Regions from separate parts of the Homo sapiens genome. Here region 1 is linked to region 2. The links are chromatin contacts, found by Hi-C or POLR2A ChIA-PET in ENCODE. All regions are on one chromosome and are shown on one strand. Each heading gives the region's core, a stretch centred on a gene start or an enhancer-like site at or near the end of the contact. The rest is flanking DNA. Distances are from core to core; before and after follow the strand shown. Region 1 has its middle 16 kb from the start of COL18A1. Region 2 has its middle 10 kb from the start of LINC00316.

Evidence for each region. A loop is a pair of places that touch in the nucleus more often than their neighbours do. ChIA-PET counts read pairs that join two places held with the same protein, here RNA polymerase II (POLR2A). Pooled maps may share reads with other maps.
Region 1: a loop to region 2 is called in a map of IMR-90, with 4 times the contacts of the local background. The contact joins two enhancer-like sites. A Hi-C loop is called at or near these places in 1 of 168 maps with a recorded cell type or tissue (IMR-90) and 1 of 50 pooled maps. POLR2A ChIA-PET finds 5 or more read pairs at or near these places in 4 of 52 experiments (A549, Caco-2, H1 and 1 more).

What each region holds. Positions count from the first base shown.
Region 1 is chr21:45,385,329-45,392,100 of GRCh38, forward strand. No RefSeq gene overlaps it. Among named protein-coding and RNA genes, the nearest start is that of COL18A1, 16 kb to the right of the region's middle. RefSeq lists an enhancer at 3,082-3,893. Within about 2 kb of position 1,823, at least 13 of the 41 ENCODE cell types and tissues checked have a DNase peak (open chromatin) inside an H3K27ac peak, as active enhancers do.
Region 2 is chr21:45,328,754-45,335,154 of GRCh38, forward strand. No RefSeq gene overlaps it. Among named protein-coding and RNA genes, the nearest start is that of LINC00316, 10 kb to the right of the region's middle. RefSeq lists an enhancer at 1,265-1,986. Within about 2 kb of position 1,563, at least 13 of the 41 ENCODE cell types and tissues checked have a DNase peak (open chromatin) inside an H3K27ac peak, as active enhancers do.

The sequences.
Region 1 (6,772 bases), core at 573-3,072, 57 kb after region 2:
TCATGGTGGCAGGACCTCAGCTCCCCTGTGTGCACCTGGGGTTGGCGTCATAGACCGTCTCCATGGCCTGCCAGCCCCAGTAGGTTTGTAACCGCATCTGAGGCCACTCGTGGCTTGATAAAGAAGAAAGAGACAGGCCGAGGGAGGGAGGTGGAGGTGAGGGTGGCGATGAGATGCGTTGGGGAGATGCAGAAGGAGCTAGAGAGGGAGGTAGTGAGGGGGAGTGGAGCAGGGCAGAAGCTGGGCAGATCCACCCAGCCCAGCACCCCTGCCCAAGGGAGTGCGGGAGCCTGGGTGGGGAAGAAGTGTGGGAGGAACAGGGGAGACCCTGACTTCATGCCGCTCGCAGGCAGGGCCCTCCCTGTTGGTGAGGGGGTGCTTTTAGGCAGGTGTTCCTGGTCGGGGGAGGCCAGTCTAGATCAGAAGAGCAGGCTTGACCCCTCCTTGGCCTTTAGCAGTGCCTTGAGGCCGAGTGAGGGTCCTAGGCTGGTGGACGTGGCTCTCGAGAGGCCTGTGGACTGATTCCACCACACGTGGCTGCCTCTCCGTGAGCCGCACGGGCAGCGTGCTAGGCCTGCGTGCCTCGCCGGAGGGAGGGCTGAGTCGCACTGGCTGGGACATGGGAAACACGCCACCCAGCCACGCCAACTCCGAGGCAGACGAATGCCACTTTCTGCATGATATTTCCCCCAGATGTCCGCATCTTTCCCCCAGATGTCATCAGTGCCTGCTTCCCTCCCTGTGGAGGGCTCTGAGGGCCGACCCCCAAAGTCCATCTTTCCCCCAGATGTCATCAGTGCCTGCTTCCCTCCTTGTGGAGGGCTCTGACGGCCGACCCCCAAAGTCCATCTTTCCCCCAGATGTCATCAGTGCCTGCTTCCCTCCCTGTGGAGGGCTCTGAGGGCCGACCCCCAAAGTCCATCTTTCCCCCAGATGTCATCAGTACCTGCTTCCCTCCTTGTGGAGGGCTCTGACGGCCGACCCCAGGGTGGGAGAGGGCCAGCCCCCCAGCAGCAGGAGCAGTTTAAACTGCGGGTAAGTGTGCTCCAGGGGCCCTGGTTCTGCAGAGCCACACGCCGAGGCTCCTGAGCTATGTGAGGAATCCAGGGTGCAGCTCACTGCGTGTCGCCCAACTGCCCTGGGAACCGGCACTGCAGGGTCAGGTGCATCCCTTTCCATGTGAGCTCCTGGCCAGCCCAGGCAGACAGGGGAGGCCACACAGCTTCCAGGCAGGCAGCGGCTGGGCCTGAGCTGGCCCATACCTGCCGGGCTCCTGTCCCACCGGCTGTGTCCGGCCAGCCAGGGCTGGGGACATACACACCTGAGCTGCTCTCAGGAGCACTTTTACTGGAACCTCGAGGAACCTCAACCTCCTTGTTTCTAGGTTGCAGCTCCATTACGTGCTCTGCAAGTGAAAGATGCTGAGGTGGACACTAACGTCGGGAGGGAAGCCTAAACATTGACGTCATCTGTGCAAAAAGTCAGGAGCATCCACAGGTCCACTCTGTCCCGGACACGTTCTCAAAGTCAGGAGCATCCACAGATCCACTCTGTCCCGGACACGCTCTCACGCTCTCTCCGGTTTGACTTTGCAATAACACAGCCCACGAGGGTCACCGTGACCTTGAAACAGTCCTGGCTACTTTAAAATTAGCTGCCCCTAGGAGCATGGAAGATGATTCATCCCGTGACAAATCTTGCCTTATGTCTCTTTTAAACACACACATCTGGGTATCAGGCAGCCTCACGGGGGCAGCTTGGTTGTGCTGGAACTCAGCCTCATTGACTCCGGTTTCATGTGCACAGAAACTGACTTTGAAACTTGCAGGAAGAGGCTGTCCTGGAAGAAGCTGCAGCCTGCAGAGACGGCCCTGGGCTTCCTGCATCGCTCCCTTCCTGCCACGGGGCTGTGCCAGGAGCTTCCATGCAGCTCTCACACACAAGGCAGGTCCCCAGCTGGCTCTCTGCAGAGCCTGACCTGAGGCACCCATTCGATGAGAGCAGGTTCTCTCAGTGTAGAACCCAGACCAGCAGAAGCCGCATCACAGGGACGCTTCAGAGACGCACTGCTCAGCCCAGAACTGCCAGGCCTGGCAGCCGGGGTGCGGGGACCCTGGGACCCTGATGTTGTGTGAGTTCAGGAAAAACAGCGTTGCCTTCCTGAATGCTGTTCCATTTACTTCTAGCTCCTACGTGTTTCTTCAAGTAAAACACAGTCGAGCCTCATTATTCATGGGCAAATTTGCCTACTTACTAGCATTTACCCTAACCCAGATTCAATACTCAGGGCACCTCCACGGTCATTGGTGGACGTCACAGCGTCACAGCAATGAGACGTGAGTTTCCTGACACGGTGTCTGGGCGGGGGCAGAACGAGCCATGCTTTGGTGTCTCGTTTGTGTGTGCGTGAGTGTGTGAATGTGGGAGTATGTGAGTGTGTGTTCATGTGTGTGTTCGTAAGCGTGTTCTCACCTCAACACTAACAACCCTGACTGGCATGTGATGGCAGCCTCATGGGGCTCCAAGCCCATGTGTATGGGCTCCCTGTCTGTGCTGGAAGGTTCTACAGCAAAAATCAGCCCCTGCTCACCAGAGGCAAACTGAGCATGAAAGGAAATGAAAGACGTGAACTTTAATGCCTCTCATGTGCCGGGAGAACGAGGTCACACAGCAAATCACGGCTCTTGGGAATCAGGATGTGTTTGAAAACTTCAGGGGCTCTGAGCCCTCATGAACCCAACCGATGGGCAAGCAGCCCAGGCCCAGGCTGGAGATGGGGATGGGGCTGGCCATGGTCCCTGCCAGGAGCTGGAAGCCACTCCCGCCCCTCCTGCTCTCTCCATGTCCACTGGACACTGTCCCTGGTCCTGGGAGAAGAGGGAAGGCCTCTCAGCCTCCACTGGAGGGACTGCTGGGCGAGCCTGATCTACACCACAGCACTCCCCACCACAGGAGCGACTTCACTGACCCCAAGGGGGACACTTCCCTTAAAAGGATCATCCCACACTGACCCTTGTCTTGGGAATCCCAAGTCGGAGGTCACGTCAGAGGCAGGAATCCAGGCTCAGGGACATCTGCCCTGTCCCCAGAGGTCTTTGTTGTCCGAAGCCCTGCATTCTCTGGCTCTAAGGAATTCTGAAGCTATTTTGGACACTGCAGCCCTTCCCAGGGTGGCCAGAAGAGGACAGGCAGGCTTGCTTGGGGTGGGAGGAAGCCGTGGTCCACACTGGAGCATAGAAACCAGCCCTGTAAGCCACCCTGCTGGCCTCACAGGTTGTAGGGAGCAAAGGCCGTGTTGAAGCCCAGGAGCCCCTCAGGAAGGAAACCCCTCAGACTAGGGAACATGGGGAGTGGGCAGCCACTCCTCCCCACCCTCAGGCCCATAAGCTGCACTCCCCACAGTCCCCAGGTTCATCCACAGGGAGGCCCCAGCAGGAAGGCAGGGCCAGGGCGCAGGGCGAGGTCGGGGGAATGGACTCCCCTGGGTTTCTCCCTGCCGATCGCTGTAGTGGTTGAGTCCTCCACTGAGCACAGCCACTCCTGTAGGCTTACCCCGCTGCAGCTCGCTCTCGGATCCTAATAAACAAGTGAGTCCTCCACTGAGCACGGCCACTCCTGTAGGCTCACCCCACTGGAGCTCGCTCTCGGACTCTAATAAACAAGTGAGTCCTCCACTGAGCACGGCCACTCCTGTAGGCTCACCCCACTGGAGCTCGCTCTCGGACTCTAATAAACAAGTGAGTCCTCCACTGAGCACGGCCACTCCTGTAGCCTCGCCCTGCTGAACCACTCCTGTAGGCTCACCCCCACTGGACCACTACTGTAGGCTCACCCTGCTGGAGCACCCTCTCGGACTCTAATAAATGAGTTAGTAGCCCTGGGCACTGTACGTCCTGTGTTGAGTTCCACAAACCCTGCCTTTGCCTTTGTAAATCATCTCCTTTTTAAAGTCTTCACAGAGTATCAATTCTGACTATGCCCTCTGCTTCTTTGTGTGTCATGTTTTTGAAATCTTTTCCAAACACACCCTCTAAAAGAGAGCCACTTACCATTTTTTTCTTCTCTTTTTTTTTTTTTTTTTTTTTGAGACTGAGTCTCACTCTGTCACCCAGGCTGTAGTGCAGTGGTGCGATTTTGACCCACTGCAAGCTCCACCTCCCAGGTTCAAGTGATACTCTTGCCTCAGCCTCACGAGTAGCTGAGACTACAGGGACCTGCCAACACGTCCAGCTAATTTTTGTATTTTTTGTAGAGACGGGGTTTCACTGTGTTAGCCAGGATGGTCTCGATCTCCCGACCTCGTGATCCACCCACCTCAACCTCCCAAAGTGCTGGGATTACAGGTGTGAGCCACTGTGCCCGGCCACATTTTCTAACTAGAATTTACGGTTTTGTTTTTGACATTTAAATCCTTAATCCACTGGGAGTTACTTTCATCTTTTTCCATATGGACAACTATTTTTTTCTAGCTCTACTGATTGATAGGTTTCCCCTGTTTCCACCAACCTGCAAAGCCATTGGTTCCACCCACACAAAAATTTGTTCCTGAGTTCTCTGTCCAATCCTGGTGCCCGTCTGTTTTTCCAGGCAAAAATCTCACATCACTTCCACTGCTATAATTTCTTAACAATCCCAACATGCGGTGGAAAAATCTCCCTTCCTCTTCAGAAGTGTCCTAGCTATTCCTGTTTTTTTAGTCTTCCATATGCATTTTAGAATAATCACATCAATTCTCACGGAACACCTTTTTGGGATTTTGGTTGGACGTCCCCCAACCCCTGTCCCTGCCTGGCCATGCTGGGGAGACGCCCACCTTCTCCAGGGGCTTCGCCGTAAGGGACAGGCCTGACACCAGGATTCTCCAAGAACTGCCTGCGTCTCTTCCTGCTGAGCACTCACCTCACCGAAACCACAACAGGTAACGAACTCGGCCGCTGGTTCCTGCCCCGGGTCTCGCCAGTGGGGGCCCAGTGCTTCTGTTCACCAGCACCAGGGGCCTGGCCCACATCCCAGACAGCAAGGTGGGAGGACACAGAGGGGCTCTGCCTGCAGAGGCCTTCCAAACCCTGCCCACCTGTGCCCCCCGGGTGGGCTGGCCAGGTCCCCTCCACTCATTCCACAGCCCGCAGCAGGTGACTTCGGGCTGGCAGCTGGTTGGGGAGGCTGCCTTTTTACCGTGCCCTGAGTGAGTCAAGGCTGAAGGCTGCTGCCCGGGGATCTCTGCGCCGACTTGCAGCAGCACACAGAGGGCTCCGTGTGGCTCTAAGGTGGGCAGGGAGAGCCAGTGGCAAGCTCAGAAGACTTCCAGAACCGCCGGCCCGTGGCAGCGGGAGTCGGCTGCGAGGCTGTCCCAAGGCCGGGTGTCCTGCAGGGCTGGGCAAAGGGCACGCTGGCCTCTGCCTCCCCTCACGGGGCCGGGCAACACCCTGGATCTTTCCCTTTTCCTTCATTTACAGAAACCCCTTGAGGGAGGCGAAGGTGGAGAGAAGAGCCAGACAGGAGACAGGAAAAGGGGAGGCAGATGGCGGGGGCGGGGGCAGGACAGGAGCTCAGAGGGAAGAGGGGGACCACCGTGGGGAGGGCAGGACGGAGAGGAGAGGGGCTGGGTGGGTGGGGCTGCAGCGTGAGGCCCCCACGACCACTGCCTTCCCAGGCTCGCCCCCCAGCCCCTTCACCTGCATCCTGGACGTGACAGTCCTAGCTCTTCCCACCCCGGCCCTCCCAGCACCCCCAGGCCTCCTCCCACAAGTTGAGGGGCCAGAAACGCCACGTGTCCCCTTCACCGGCACCTGAAGGCAGAGCAGGGGAGTTGGGTCTGGACGAGCCTCTTCACTGAGAACATCCCCAGAAAGCTCAACTTCATCGTAAAAATTCATCCACATTTGTAGTCCTGGTCTTAAGGTTTTTTATTGACTTTGCTTACCGTAAGATACACCACGCATCCACAAGTGTGTGTGTGATGTGTTTGCGTGGTTTACAGAATAACATAAAAACCATCCGAAACACACCACTGTCCACAAGCTGAGTCTGAGGCCAGGCTCCCAGGCAAGGAGGTGGTCCCTGGTGGCACGGGCAGGGTGCGTGGAGACGGGGACCCAGAGGATGCACGGGAAAAACATGCCTTTATGGTTCAGTTACCTCCCACCGGGTCCCTCCCACAACATGCGGGGATTATGGGAGGCACAATTCGAGATGAGATTCGGGTGGGGACAAACCACATCACCTGGCTACCTACTACTGTACCACGCATACCCGGCCAAGATGAGATTCGGGTGGGGACACAGCCAAGCCACATCACCTGGCTACCTACTACTGTACCACGCATACCCGGCCAGGGAAACCCCCACCCGAGGGTGCAGACTGAACTAACTAGTGCTTGAACTGTCATGAATCATGTTTATTGACAGAGAATTGGCATACAACAAGCTGCACATCAGTGTCCATTTGACATGAGTTGACATCTGTGTGTACCCACGAATCCACTGCCACCATACAGGCAGTGAACAGACCCACTTCTCAGGGTTCCTTGTGTCCTCTGTCCTGTCCTCCACAGCCACTCCCAGTCCCGACCCCAGGCAACCATTGATCTATTTTCTGTCACATAGGTTGGTTTGCATTTGCTGGAATCTTACGTGAACACAATCCTGCAGTTCACACCTTTTGGTCTGGCTTCTTTTCCTTGGCACAAGCTCTGTGCTGTTTGCCTGTGTTGTGGCCCACACTGAGTTCACTGCGTTCTACTCCTGAGTGCCCTCCGTGGGAGAGGAGCTCC
Region 2 (6,401 bases), core at 313-2,812:
TCTCTGGGATAAACCAGGCACGTGGCGGCCGCCCCATTTTCCACCCGCCAGCGGTGGAGGAGTTGCCCAGCCTTGCAGGAAAACAGCTCTCATGCCAGCAGCGGAGCATCCTATTCAAGTTTTCTCAGGGCTGCCAGCACAAATGCTGCATGCCGGGCGGCTTCCTCAGCAGACCGTTGTTTCTCTGCGTCCTGGAGGCTGGACGTCCCAGGTCCCCGTGTGGCAGGCCCGGTTCCTCCCGCAGCCTCTCCTTGGCTTGTGGGCGGCGTCTCCTCCCTGGGTCCTCGCAGGGCCACCCCTCCGTGTGTCTGTGTCCTCCCTCCCCTTATAAGGACCCCAGGCAGACTGGATCAGGGCCTGCCCTAAGGACTGAATTTTACCTTAATCACCTCTTTAAAAGCTGTCTCCAAATACAGTCACCTTCTGGGGTCCTGGCTGTTAGGGCTTTGATGCATGGATTTGGGGGACACCGCTCAGCCCCTAACAGCCCCCATCCTCTGCCTGCCTTTACCATGGGGCTGAGCCCAGCCCTGCAGGAGTCCCCTGGTTTGATGTCTGCTGTGGCCACGGCGACCCTCAGGCTGCTCCAGCCGCACTTGTGCTTGTCTCTGCCTGGCCCTGGGGCTTCACCTCCTGAGGGGGTGGAGAGAGAGAGACCTGTCCCTCCCAGCTCTCCTGGCCTTGCCCACTGCAGAGCCCAGAGGGACATCCTCCACCGTGGGCCTGGGCTCAGGTGTGCTCCGCGTTCTCCGGCCCCTCCTCCAGGTGCGCTGCTCACAGCACACGTCTCCACGTCCTGGCATCCCGGGCCTCCCTGGGCTCCGTGGCCCCGGAGGGTGCCCCTCCCTCAGCCAGTACTGTGGGAAGAGCCCGGTCCCTCTGGGGCCAGATGAGCAGGGCAGAGTGAGCAGGTCCCCCTTTGGTGGAGATTCACGATCTCCACCCCGCCCAGCAGCCATCCCAGGCCGCAGTCTGCTGACTATCCCCAGCTCACACTTCTCACCAGCTGACACGGTGATCTGGCCGGGCACCTGCCCAGGGTCCCACCCGCAGAGGAACCCGCCTCTTCCAGGTTGGTTCCGGGCTCCTGGACGGATCACGCGCTGTTGACATGCAGTTGTAGCTTTTTTCTTGTGGGTGGGAGCAATGCTCTTCCCAGCTCCACCTGGAATTCCACCAGGGATGGGTGCAGCATCCTAACCCCGCCTTCCCTTGGAGAATTCACTGCTCTGGACAGACGCCTGGCCCAGGATTTCAAAGGCGCATCTGTTATGGACCGGGCCCCCAGAGGAGACGTCTTTTTGCCATTTTGTTTTCTGACCGGAGGGTTTTTTGGAGGTTGCCCTCCCACCCACCGGGTTGCTGGCAGCCCAGCCCGTGCTGTTTTCAGTGGACCCTTTTGCAAATGTCTTCACAGGCTCCCGGGAAGCTGAGCTGAACAGTGACCTCAGCCTTGAGCAATCCCGAGGATGTGTTTGCTGAGGAAATCATTAAACAGGGAGATGAGAGCACTCAACCCCCAACATGCCAGGCTCTGCGGGAGGCTGCTTATTCCTGTGGCCTCGGGCCAGGTGCCCCAGCGTTTGCTGCCCTTGGTAGACACTTGTCTGGCCTGAGCCCTCGGGCACCATACACCGACATGGTTAGGGCAGCCAGGGTCAGCCCGGGCCCCTGGGAGAGCTGAGTGGAGGGACCACTGGCCAAGCACAGAGGGTGCAGGGTGCCCAGGACCAGGCGTCACCTGATGGTCACCTGGGGGAACCTGCTCACTCCGCCCTGCTGCCCTGCTCACTGCTCGGGGGCCCAGCCAGGCCGGGGACCAGGGCCTCAGAGTGGAGGGGGGTCAGGGCCCAGGGCCTCAGGGTGGAGGATGGTCAGGACTCAGGGCCTCAGGGTGGGTGGTCAGGGCCCAGGGCCTCAGGGTGAAGGGGGGTCAGGGCTCAGGGCCTCAGGGTGGAGGATGGTCAGGACTCAGGGCCTCAGGGTGGAGGATGGTCAGGACTCAGGGCCTCAGGGTGGAGGCAGTCAGGACTCAGGGCCTGAGGATGGAGGGGGTCAGGCCTCAGGGCACTGGACAGCTGACTGGCTTCTTCCCAACCCTTTTCCTTCTTTTCGCCCAACATAACCACTGGGAGGTATCCACAGAAGGGGGCTCCTCAAACACTGCCTGGTGTCCTCTGTCTCAGCCCCAGGGGAAAGGACTCGCACGGGGCGGAGTGGGAACTTTGGGTGAAACTGGGCAGGGGGTGCTGGCCAAGGCGGGGGAGAGGGTGGACTCCCATCAGGTCAGGAGCTCCGAGGTGAGGCCTCTGCTAGGGTGGAGGGTCTCAAGATGGGGAGGGAGGGGTTGTGGGAAAGGGGAGGGGAGGTGGAGCCGCTCCAGGAGCCTCACGGGCCTTCGGGATGGAGCCGCTGGGCGTTGGCGAGAGGCTTCCGTCCACGGCACAGCCCCGCACGGGGGCAGAGGACGGGAAGGGACCCAGGGCAGCCCCGAACCACCTCAGACTTTTGGAAAATGAACTGGAAAGAAACAAGACTTCTTTTGAAAAGAAGAATGTCCTTTTTTATTTTGACTTTTTGTCATCGATATTTTTTGCGTTACTCCTGGTTTTAAAAAGAATTGCATTAAAATACCGCTTTTCTGATGAGTGAGTTTTTGGAACACCCCCCTGCTCCCTGCTTTAATTTTGCCCTGGAGAGGAGCACCTCATTCTACTCTGGGCTGTGCATCTTTGGAAGGAATGCTGAGACCCCCGGTTCCCACTGTCCCCGTGGGCCATACCCCGTGAGCCAGCGGGACCAGCTCCGAAGGCAGAAGGTCAGGCCGGGGTCAGCTTCAGCCTTGGCGGGGGCAGCCGCTCAGCAGAGGGTGGCCCAGGGAGGCCAGGCTGGCTAAGGGCAGGGCCAGGACCACCCAGAATGGGAGGCCCACAGCCCACCAAGGGGTTGCCCCGTGGGAAGACATGGGGAATGGGTCTGGCCCTCTCAGCACGCTGTGGAGTGTGGCAGAGGGCGGGGGTCGTGTCCTGGAAGGAGGAGGCTGAGCCTCCAGAGAGCAGCGTCGGGCTGGAAGATTAGGGGAATGCTGTGTGTACAAGGCCCAGCCATGACAAGCAGTGACTGTGGTTTTAGCCAAGAGTGGGCAGTGAGGGAGGGGACACACGTGGCGGATAGGGTGGGGGGTGGCCCCCACAGGACATCAGGAGGGACCTAAGTGAAGGAGGAAGCGCTGGCAGGCCAGGCACCCACCCTCGGGGGCCAACTATCCAGAGAGGGGCAGGGGGAGGGCAGGGGGAGGGGGCTGAGAGCGGGCAGAGGCAGGGCTGGAGCAGGGGCTGAGAGCAGGCAGTGGGAGGGCAGGGGGAAGGGGCTGAGAGCAGGCAGGGGGAAGGGGCTGAGAGCGGGCAGGGGGAGGGCCGGGGCAGGGGCTGCTGCCTCCTGGAAACGTTTCATGTTGTCCTTGCACTATTTACAGTGAGGATTATTTATAAAACCCAAATCGCTTTAAAGCCATTTCCAGGTTTTACATGAACAAAAATCTATTTGAAAAAAGAAAATAATAAAATAAACATTTAAAAATCTTTCTTAGAATTCCCTAAATTTCAGGGCCGTGTGTGTGCCCATGTGTGGTATTTGTGTGTGTGCGTCTGTGCATCTGTGTCAGTGTGTCTGTGTCTGTGAGTCTGTGTGTCTGTATCTGTGTGTCGGTGCATCTCTGTGTCTGTGTGTGTCTGTGTCTGTGTGCCTGTGTGTGTGTCTGTCACTGTGTGTGTGTGTCTGTGTGTCTGTGCATCTGTGTGTCTGTGTGTGTCAGTGTGTCTGTGTGTGTGTCTCAGTGTGTCTGTATCTGTGTGTTGGTGCATCTGTGTGTCTGTGTCTGTGTCTGTGTGCTTGGGTGTCTGTCACTGTGCGTCCGTGTGTCTGTGCATCCGTGTGTCTCTGCATATGTGTGTGTGTGTCAGTGTGTCTGTATCTGTGTGTTGTGCATCTCTATGTCTGTGTATGTGTGTCAATGTGTCTGTGTGCTTGTGTGTCTGTCACTGTGTCTGTGCATCCATGTGTCTGTGCGTCTGTGTGTCTGTGCATCCGTGTGTCTGTGCATATATGTCTGTGTACGCACACAGCTGATCCTCTGACACCGAGGAGGAGACACAGTGGGGATTCTGGGTCTGGCAGGCTCTCTCCTCTGCATCTCTCAAGCCTCCCACAACCCCCTTAGTGTCCACCCATGCTGTAAGAGGAGACCATCTGGAGTCCCAGGTGTTTTAGAGACTGGAAACCAGCCCACGGGGCCCCTGGAGGAACAAAAACCAGCTCCCAGCCAGCGCATGCACACCTGAGACACGCCCTCAGCCACTGGCTTCTGCCACTGCTTTACTGGGTCAGCCATGAGTGGGGCTGAGGAGCCCGCCCTCCCATCAACGTGTTGCTACCTGGAGAGCATTGACAGACTTGGGCCATTCCTCTCCGTGGCGGGTGCCCCTGTCTTCCTGTCTACATGAGTCCAGGGGCCCTGTGGTGCATGGGAACAGCCAGGAGGGGTGGCTCAGCAGGACTAAGATGAGAGACTATCATGAGACCCGGGCACATTCCCACCAACAGCGGGTTCCTTTCCGTCCCCGCATCTTCCCTCACCAGCAAGCCCCTGTGCAGAGCCCAGACTCCACAAAGGCCCATCAGTCATCACTGTCCACATGTGCATCCGATGTGTAGGGTGGCGGCGGGGACGAGGCTCAGACAGACAAGACACCCCAGGGTCAGCCAGGCCGGCCTGTCCCACTTGAGCTGGGCTGAGACACCAATGTCACCCCTCTTGAAGCCCCCAAAGCTTGCTCTCTGGCCGACAGCTGGCTTTTGAGCCAGAAGGCTGGTGACCCTGTTAGGATCTGGCAGACCCGCCAGGGTGGCTCCCAACTCACCCACTTCCCGCCCTGAGGTCCTCTCCTCCCTCCCCACCCTCTGGCTACATGGACTCTCCATCCTGGAACACCGGGCATGACCTGACTCGCCTTTGCCTCGCCGTTCCCTCTGCCTGCGATGCTGTTTCCCCGACCACACAGGCCTCCCTGGCTCCTGGCCTCCTCCAGTCTTTTCTCAGGGTCTTCTCCGTGAGGCCCCTCTGACAACCCCGTTCACATTCCTAACCAGCACCCAGCAGCCTGTCTCATTGTCTCTTACTGGAATGTGTGTTTGCACGGCAGGGATTTTCCCCCTGCTGTGTGGTGATGGATCCCCAGCGTCTGGAACTGCTTCCAATGCGAAGGAGCTCGGAAGCCTTCAGTGTGGGGATGAGTGAGTGAGGCAGGCGGCTGCCGGTGCGGGGAAGACAGTTAGGGTTGTTCTTACATGATAGTTTTTAAAGATGCCATCTTTTCAACCAAGAAATTCTACTTCTAGGCCCCTGCCCTGGAGAAACAATGAACTGGTGGGGAAGAGTTTCATCATTTCAAATGCTCGGCCATGGTTTCTGTGACCTGTGGGTCTGGTTCCTCCATGGATGGAGCAGATGTCAGCGGCCTTTGACTGGAGAAGGTCGTGGGTCTTGCAGGCTTCAAAAGCTTCTTCGTTTATGTTGTGCCAAGAAAGCTATGGCTGGGAACGGTTCCCTCCCTCAGTGTCTGCTTGTGGCAGCTCCCGGGCGTTTCTGGGCTGCCTCACCCCGCACTGCACTGGCCTCAGAGCCAGGCCTTCATCTGACCAAGTCCCCACCTCCTGCTGTCTTCACTAGTGCTGTTCTTTATCTGTCTTTGGGTTCCTTTTAGTATTTTCCCCTAAATTTTCAAATGATGTGTCTGGTTGGTTGAATGTGAACCTTTCTTGATTACTAGGTAAATGCATCTGGTCTTCCTGGTGTGGCCGAGTCCCACAGGTGCAGTGTGGGGCACCCACGTGCCTTCCCTGGAGTGAGGAGTCCGAGCTCTCCTCTCCGTCTCTGCTCATGATGGGGGCCATGCTCCCCCGTGCCCTTCCCAGCAAAGATGGGGCCTCCAGGGCTCCACTCCCACTCCCGAGCCCCTTCAGTGTGGACACATCTCACTGTTACCCTGGTATCCGTTCACAGTCACTGAGACTTGGCCAGCAGCTTTGCTGCCTTTGTGTTGGTTTTTGTCAACACTCTGTTCTGTGTCCCATGCCAGCCGAGAGGCCTGTGGGGGTGGCTAGTGGGGGGAAGCTTGGCCTGCAGGTGAAGGCAGGGCTGGGGGCCCTTCTGGGCCATGGTGCCAGCCTGTCACCTTCGTGTTTTCTGCCATCAGGTGTCAGGGTCCCACTGGGCCTTCAGCTGCCTGTGCTACCTGGGCATGTGCCCCCTCCCCAAATATGTGCCCCTCCCCAGACCTGTGCCCCCTCCCCAGATCTGTGCCCCTCCCCACACCTGTGCCCCCTCCCCGGATCTGTGCCCC